Regions from separate parts of the Homo sapiens genome. Here region 1 is linked to region 2. A link is an interaction called in ENCODE POLR2A ChIA-PET data of the cell type or tissue named here. Cell type or tissue: PC-3. All regions are shown on one strand. Links, peaks and the distances in the headings refer to the core of each region. The heading gives the core; the rest is flanking DNA.

Region 1 (4,405 bases), core at 289-4,288, 99 kb after region 2:
AACAAACATCTCCACAGCTTCTACTTGATTCAGGAATGAATTTGGAATGGTTTAAAACACACTAGCAAGGTACATTAATTAGGACAAGGTTTAGTAACATAACAGAAAGATTCAAAATACAATGACGAGACAGAAATCATTTCTTTCTCACATAACTGCTCAGAGGTAAGTGGTGCTAGGCTGACAGGACAGCATTGTCATTCTCAAGATAAGGCTTTCATCTCTGGGTTCTAGGCAACTCCAGTGAGAAAGGGAAGAAAGAGTCATTGAGCACGCCATATGCCTTTCTAGGAGCACAACCCATAAGAGTCACCATACTTCAGATCACAAACCCAAATTTAGTCACAAGGCCACACAGCTACTAGGAAGACTGGGAAATACAGAGTCATGCTGGGAAACCATGTGCTCAGCAAAAACTCAGGAAGAAGGTGATAAGAATATGTGGGCATGACCATAAACAGTATCTGCTTCACAGAATTAAAGAGGGAAACTTATCTAAATGGTCTAACTTTATATTGAAAGACCATTTAAGATTGGAAAGTGCAAACAATATACCGTTTAATCTGAGAGTTGATGTAGTAGTTATGAATCAAACACAAGGTATAAAGACCCTAGCAACATAAATTGAGGCAGTAAGTACAAACCTTCATATTTATACAACAGAAACTTGAGTCATCGACTCTTGCTGAGGCCAAGCTACATGTGGGAAAATCTGAATGTGCTGACCCAGAAAAGAGTTGGAGTAGAGCTGTGTTGGATTAATGACAGCACTTAGCCTCAATGTTTTAAAAATTCAGAAGTTATGGGGAGGGCCCCCTGAACAAGCCTGAGCTAGCCTGGAGAACTCCAAAAGAAGAAAGAGCCCCACTCTGACGCAGAGTTTATGGTTTATAAAACACCAGATCAGATGAAGTGACAACACCACCCGCCTCCCCGCCACATTTGACTGTGAGAAAATATCTCTGGGGCCAAATAATAATAATTCCTGTTTGCAGTCAAGAATGAGTTTACCAGATGCCATTTTGCAAATCTTTTTCAACCTATTTGAGAGACTTTAATATGTTGCTTTTTTCATTGTCTGAGCTTCATATATATTTTACTTCTGCAGGAAATCTAGAATATTTTATCATTAAGTACTCATTCACTAAGCTAATAGAGTTTGTCCTAATCTCATGAATGTTTTTATTAACAATTGTTCTGTTCCTTGACTATACATCTGGGAAGAACCTCCACACTTCGCAAAGCAGAGAGAGTTTTCTGTGTTTTTCCCAGTAAGAACAAGAGAATACACCAGAATCTCCAGATCCTAAAAGAATAAAAAGGAAACCACCAAAACACAAGCAAACCAAAGATCAGTCCCAATCACTTGTTTAAAACTGATACAACTGAGGAAGAATATCCCTTGTACTGCTTGACAGAGGAACTGGGGAAATTTGCTGTGAAATTAAAATAAACACATCACTGCCAGTTTTGAAAATTCTTGAGGTGGGGGAGGGGGAGACCTTCATTTTCTGATGGAGTAAATCCTAGACTAAGAAGCCAGAAAATTCGCTTCAGATCCCAGATCAGCCAATAGCTAACTACACGGACTTAGGCAAATTCCATAATGTCTTTGGACTTCAAGTTTCTTACTTGTAAAATTAGGAAGTTGAGAGATATTATTTCTAAGATCTTTTCTAATTTAAAGAGTCAATGAGTTTATGAAACTACTGCTTACTGAGATTTCTTAAAAACTCCAACATCACAAATATCACAGAATCATATTAATTTTGTTTTTATTTTACACCCAAATTTAGTAAATGATCAATTCTCCTCAACAATTGCAGGAAAATAAAGATTCTGAAGACATCTTGTAAAGTTAAATTTGGTAAAGGAAAAAGTAACCTGTCTTCGAAAGAGCCCTCTATATAACCTTTAAAAGAGATGCATGTGTCACTTTATTGATTTTTTGTGCCAAAAGGGTATTTGGATAAGGTGGCTGTTCCCTCCAAACTTGGATTATTTATGATTCATATCCTGCTGCCAGTAAAATGTTTATAGCAGATGATCTCCCCATTAATGTTAGTTTCAAAGGATTAAAGCTAATTATGGCTTTATTACACTTATGCTAACTTAAATTTGCTCCAGAATGACATGACAATGAACCCCTGACTCCAATCTCATCTCCCCCAGCATCAACCCATCAATCTTCCACAGAGACACCAGGGCTTTTCCTGAAACAGAGGTAATAAAGTGTGCCAGCAACTCCATAAGCTTCATTTCATGCCATAAAAGCTATGTCATCCCAGTTCACTTTTCCATGGCTTTGCAAGAGATGTATTCAATATCTAGAATGTCAGAACCAAGTCCTTTTTGTGGCTATAAAAAAAATAGTGCAAATATTTAGTAGTCCCCCATCTCTAGAAAAATACAGTCTCTATTAGTCTGTTCTCATGCTGCTGATAAAGACATACCCAAGACTGGGTCATTTATAAAGAAAAGAGGTTTAATTGACTCACAGTTCCACATGCCTGGGGAGGCCTCACAATCATGGTGGAAGGTGAAGGGGAAGCAAGACATGTCTTACATTGCAGCAGGCAAGAGAGAGTGTGCACAGGAACTGCCCTTTCATAAAACCATCAGATCTTGTGAGACTTATTCACTATCACGAGAACAGAAAAACACGTACCCATGATTCAATTACCTCCCACTGGTTCCCTCCCACGAGACGTGGGGATTATTACAATTCAAGGTGAGATTTGGGTGGGGACACAGAGCCAAACCATATCATAGTCCTAGAGGACCGAACCAGAAAGTGGAAGGAAATTTTGTCCAAAGAAAAAGGTACCACCTCCTCTGGGGAGAAGCAGACCTGTTTCAGCATATAGGTTGAATTTTCAGCAAAAACTGTGCAGTTGTTCTAAGTAGCCTGGGCTTTTCCCTCCCTTTCCAACCTCCCCATCTTCTTATTGCCTGCCATGCAGACCCTGATCGTCTTTAAGGATTGACTAAAATCTCACCTTCACTGCCTACTCCACCTCCTCCATGGAGACAGAAGTTTTCTCCCCTATGAACCCATAGAATCCCATCCCTGCCTCTGTATCCCACTCTATCATCAATGAATCACCACTGAATTCCTCAATCCCCTCATGTCAGGACTACTGGTTTGTTTATCATTTCACCCCCATAAACCATAACTTCCTTAAGTTGCCTAAGACAAGATATGTTCACTTTAAGTTCTTAGAAAATGCCTGTTTAAAGAAAAGTTGATCTTGTTGGTGTCAAAGTAGTTCCAGTACTTAAAATCCATACAACCAAAAGTCTAAGAGTAGTATCAAATGTTGGCTCATGTTCTGAATATATCTATTATGCACAGCCATGTCTCTTCTCAAAAAAAGATGGTGGATTAATCATTTATCTCATTTTTTTAATTGAGATGTGTATTAAGCCATTCTTGCATTACTATAAAGGAATACCCCAGACTGGGTAATTGATAAAGAAAAAGGTTTAATTGGCTTATGGTTCGGCAGGCTGCACCAAAAGCTGAGTGGTATCTGCTTTGGTGAAGGCCTCAGGAAGCTTACAGCCATGGCAGAAGGTGAAGAAGCAGCAGGTGCATCACATGGCAAGAGAGGGAGTAAGAGAGAGAGTGAGGAGGTACCATGCACATATCTAATATGAACTCACTCATCACCAAGGGGACGGTGCTAAGCCATTGATGAGGGATCCATCTTCATAATCCTCATAATCCAAATACCTCCCACCAGGCCCCACCTCCAGTACTGGGGATTACATTTCAACATGAGATTTAGAGTGGACCAATATCCAAACCCTATCAAGATGAAAGTTTTATTCACATGTTTGTGATCCCAGGTACTCAGGAGGCTAAAGTGGGAGGATCGCTTGAGCCCCGAAGATTAAGGCTGCCGTGAGCCATGATCATGACACTGCACTCCAGCCTAGGAGGCAGAGCAAGACCCTGTCTCAAGAAAATAAAAAGTGTTTAAGTACAACAATATATAAAATAATTGATTTTCAAATGTTTTATATATCTCTCTGTAAATTTCCCTGCTCCCACACCTTCAAAATCTTACTCTTTTTTCACAAAACATAAATCAGCTCCAGTCTAAAACAAAGAACTAATCCTTATTCACTAATAAAAATGTACTGCTTTAACACAAGAACAGAAGTTCCCTATTTCCAGAGATTAGCAATCTAAATGGATACAAATCACCTGCTATAATTTAGTGAGGGCCAAGGCATGTACCAATATTCTAAGTAGTAAGGCCTAACTTCTGTGTTTCTCAACTTTGACACCAATGATGCTTTGGGCCAGATAATTCTTTATTTAGAGGAGTCATCCTGTGCACTGTGGGCTGTTTAGCAGTCTCCCTGGCCTCTACCCACTTGACTCCAGTAGCATCCC
Region 2 (4,405 bases), core at 146-4,145:
GGAGACATATAAGAAGATTAATGTTGTTTTCATGCCTGCTAACACAACATCCATTTTGTAGCTCAGGGGTCAAGGAGTAGTATCAACTTTCAAGTCTTATTATTTAAGAAATACATTTCATAAGGCTATAGCTGTCATAGATAGTGATACCTCAGGGGTTGTATTAGTCCATTCTCACACTACTAATGATGCAGGATTTTTCTTCCTGGTCACTTTGCAAGCCAGGGACTTCTGGCCAGCAATGCCCTGCCTGGGTCCCCACTCAGCCATAAAGGCATGCCCCAGCTCGCCTGTGTTATAGCTTGGACCCACGTTCAGTGGTTTCCAAGCTCATATACCACACCCAAGAAGAATGAGGATGCTTGAAATTGAAGGATGAGGAAGATGGAATAATTTTATTGAGCGATGAAACAACTCTGAGCAGAGATGGGACGCGGGGGTGGTCCTCCTACCCAAAGACAGTGAAGTCCCCCATGTGGCTGGGTCCAGTGCCTTTTATGTACTCAGAATAGTGAGTGCATGCTGATTGGTTTGTGAATGTGCAAAAAAAAAAAAAAAGGTTAAAGCAAAGACACCACTCAAAGGTGGGCATGACAGTGTAGAAAACCAATTAGGAAAGGGTAGGTGCATTTAAAATAGGTGAAAGGTGGGGATCAGAGGAAAGAGCACCAAATGGGAAGACAAGTTCTCAATGCCAGTCCAAGGATTTAACTTGTAGCTTGGCTATCAGGCTTTAAACTGTCTTTGGGTTAGAGGAAGTAACTGTAGATGTGGTGGAATAGCAAGAGAGCTAGAATTAGAAGTGGAGTTTGAAGATGTGAGTGAACTGTTGCAATCTCATGATAAAACTTGAAAGGATGACAAGTTGCCTACAATGGATGAGCAAAGACAGTGGTATCTTGAGATGGAATCTACTCCTGGTCAAGAAGTGGTGGACATTGTTGAAAATGACAACAAAGAATTTAGAATATTCCATAAATGTAGTTGAAAAACAGCAGCAGAGTTTGAGAGGATTGACTCCAATTTTAAAACAAGTTCTATTGTGGGTAAAATGCTATCAAACATCAGAGCATTCTACAGAGAAATTTTTCATGAAAGGAAGAGTCAATCCATGTGGCAAACTTTACTGTCTTTTTTTTTTAATTTAATTTTATTATTATTATACTTTAAGTTTTAGGGTACATGTGCACAATGTGCAGGTTAGTTACATATGTATACATGTGCCATGCTGGTGTGCTGCACCCATTAACTCGTCATTTAGCATTATGTATATCTCCTAAAGCTATCCCTCCCCCTTCCCCCCACCCCACAACAGTCCCCAGAGTGTGATGTTCCCCTTCCTGTGTCCATGTGATCTCATTGTTCAATTCCCACCTATGAGTGAGAATATGCGGTGTTTGGTTTTTTGTTCTTGCGATAGTTTACTGAGAATGATGATTTCCAATCTCATCCATGTCCCTACAAAGGACATGAACTCATCATTTTTTATGGCTGCATAGTATTCCATAGTGTATATGTGCCACATTTTCTTAATCCAGTCTATTGTTGTTGGACATTTGGGTTGGTTCCAAGTCTTTGTATTGTGAATAGTGCTGCAATAAACATATGTGTGTATGTGTCTTTATAGCAGCACAATTTATAGTCCTTTGGGTATATACCCAGTAATGGGATGGCTGGGTCAAATGGTATTTCTAGTTCTAGATCCCTGATGAATCGCCACACTGTCTTCCACAATGGTTGAACTAGTTTACAGTCCCACCAACAGTGTAAAAGTGTTCCTATTTCTCCACATCCTCTCCAGCATCTGTTGTTTCCTGACTTTTTAATGATCGCCATTCTAAATGGTGTGAGATGGTATCTCATTGTGGTTTTGATATGCGTTTTTCTGATGAGCAGTGATGATGAGCATTTTTTCATGTATCTTTTGGCTGCATAAAAGTCTTATTTTGAAAAGTGTCTCTTCATATCCTTTGCCCACTTTTTGATGGGGTTGTTTGTTTTTTTCTTATAAATTTGTTTGAGTTCATTGTAGATTCTGGATATTAGCCCTTTGTCAGATGAGTAGGTTGCGAAAATTTTCTCCCATTTTGTAGGTTGCCTGTTCACGCTGATGGTAGTTTCTTTTGCTGTGCAGAAGCTCTTTAGTTTAATTAGATCCCATTTGTCAATTTTTTCTTTTGTTGCCATTGCTTTTGGTGTTTTAGACATGAAGTCCTAACTTTATTCTCTTAAGAAATTGCCACAGCCGCCCCAATCGTCAGCAACCACCACCCTTATCAGCCAGCAGCTGTCAGCACTGAGGCAATACACTCTACCAGTAAAAAGATTATGATGAGCTGAAGGCTGGGATGACTGTTAGCACTTTTAGCAATAAAATGTTTTAAATTGAGGTATATACATTTTTTTAGATATAATGCTATTGCACACTTAACAGACTATAGTGTAAACACAACTTTTATGTGCCCTTCAACTTCAGTGTGAAGCCAATGCTCATTACCATTCTGAAAACCCTAGAGTCCTTAAGAATGATGCTAAATCTACTCTGTATGTGCTCTATAAATGAAAAAACAAAGCCTGATGACAGCACATCTGTTTACTGCATGGTTTACTGAATATTTTACGCCCTCTGTTGACAACAAAAAATTCATGTGACTCAATTTATTATGGTGGTCTGGAACAGAACCTGTGGTACTTCCTAAGTATGCCTGTTGTTCATGGCTATTGGAAATGGGATGTGAGTGCCACTGCTCAGCTCCAGCCTCTTGAGGCCACACAGAAACTTCAGACCCAGTTACACAAGATCTCTTCATTTTTCAAGAGAAGCCAGAAATTTAGATTTTTGGCTTTGGTGTTGAGGATACATTTAAAAATTTCTAAACACTCTGTAGAGGCAGACAAAACATATCCAATAGTCAGACAGAACCTGTGTACTCTGGCTTGGACCTCCCCTCAACACTTACCCTAAAATAATTTTGTGTGTGTTTATGTTGGAGGGGGAGTGAACAAATCAATCACATAATGTTATATAGAGAGAAGAAGAAATAGAAAGGAGAAGAATGTCAGCATTAGTTCTACTAAAATTTGAGTTCGCATGGTTTCTTCTTTCATCCTCTAATTATAAATCAGTTGCAATCATTTAAAATACTTATAGTAACTTCACCTCATTATGAAATCTATCATGGTGAATTTTATAAATGTATTACATGATATCCAAGATAATTTTGTTGGACTCAAACTTCTCAAAACACCAGAAGAACATTTTTAAGAAATCACTTCCATATATTCAAATTCTGGTGTCAAGTTTACTTGCTTACTTGGTAGAAGGGATCCTTTTATGAACTCAAGTAAAATGCCCATCAGACTGACTCTTTGTGGCTAACCTAGGGAATTTGCTTATTTCCTCTTTCCTAGCCTGCACTGTATTGTGTAGGAGTTATCAAAATCTCACCTTTGCCAAGGTTTCACTCCCAGCACTCTTTAAAAAGAAAATCCTTAATTAATTTCTGATTGAAAAGGGGCATGTTTACAATTCTTCTTTAAATAAGCTTCTTATATATTTAAATAAAACCTGGTACTCAATTTATCTTTCTAAATTTCAGTTGGTCCAACTGACCCAAACTTGACAACAGAAAGAACAACTCTAAAAAGAATAGCTATTCTTCATCACTGGCCAACTGTTTAAATACATACAAAGTATCTTGGATCAGTCTCCTATAATGGTGTTTAATAACCAGATTTTCTGACAGCCCACAAAGAATACAAAGTTTTATTTTCTTAATAATGATACCATGTCTGTACGATGGTGAAATAGGAAGGGTTTCAGTGACTCAGTTTTGTAAAACACAGGAAAACAAAAGACCAGTGGGCACCAGGAAACTAAGTAAGACCTATAAACTTCCCTATTTCAAAGAAGCAGAAACACTAAGAAATGGAAGCTAAGGCTCATATCCTTCAGGGAGGACTTCAACTCTCTGATCTTTCAAGTCAATGTTAGCTTTTTGATATTGATGAAATAAATGATCAAGTTTCAATATAGCAAAGTCTTAGTTATATGCCCTGATGGAGAGATCAAGGTGACATGGACAAACCAAATGGGAAGGAATCAACAGAATATTTTAAAAGAATGTGTTTGGCTCTGGCAGGAATTTCATGCTTTCATGTAGTAGCTTCATAACTCCTTTCCTAATCAGGTTTGGATTGATTTAAATAAAAATTAGTTTCTGTTTCCTGAGCCACTGAAAGCAGAGAGATGACTTAGAACATTCTTCTGGCCAAAATTATTGCAGCTTAACCAAGGGCAAGCAGTAAGATAGCATCCCACGCTCAGATGATCTGGAGCTCAATTTAACACACATTCTGCTTCAGAAAAATCCAAAATTCATGACTAAGAGAACTTAACCCAAAA

The links. ChIA-PET counts read pairs that join two places held together with the same protein. Peaks named below come from ENCODE experiments on the same cell type or tissue, not always from the same donor. Only the 100,000 strongest peaks of a DNase experiment are listed, where the experiment ranks them.
Region 1: POLR2A ChIA-PET joins it to region 2 with 5 read pairs; 2 of 35 experiments call an interaction of 5 or more read pairs at or near these places.

Annotation. Positions count from the first base shown.
Region 1 is chr12:89,251,720-89,256,124 of GRCh38, forward strand. No RefSeq gene overlaps it. Among named protein-coding and RNA genes, the nearest start is that of DUSP6, 99 kb to the right of the region's middle. In PC-3, for the core only: no CTCF peak of the experiment used is centred there; a DNase peak (open chromatin) is centred at 1,972; H3K27ac peaks cover 1,717 bases.
Region 2 is chr12:89,152,657-89,157,061 of GRCh38, forward strand. No RefSeq gene overlaps it. Among named protein-coding and RNA genes, the nearest start is that of LINC02458, 140 kb to the left of the region's middle. In PC-3, for the core only: no CTCF peak of the experiment used is centred there; no DNase peak of the experiment used is centred there.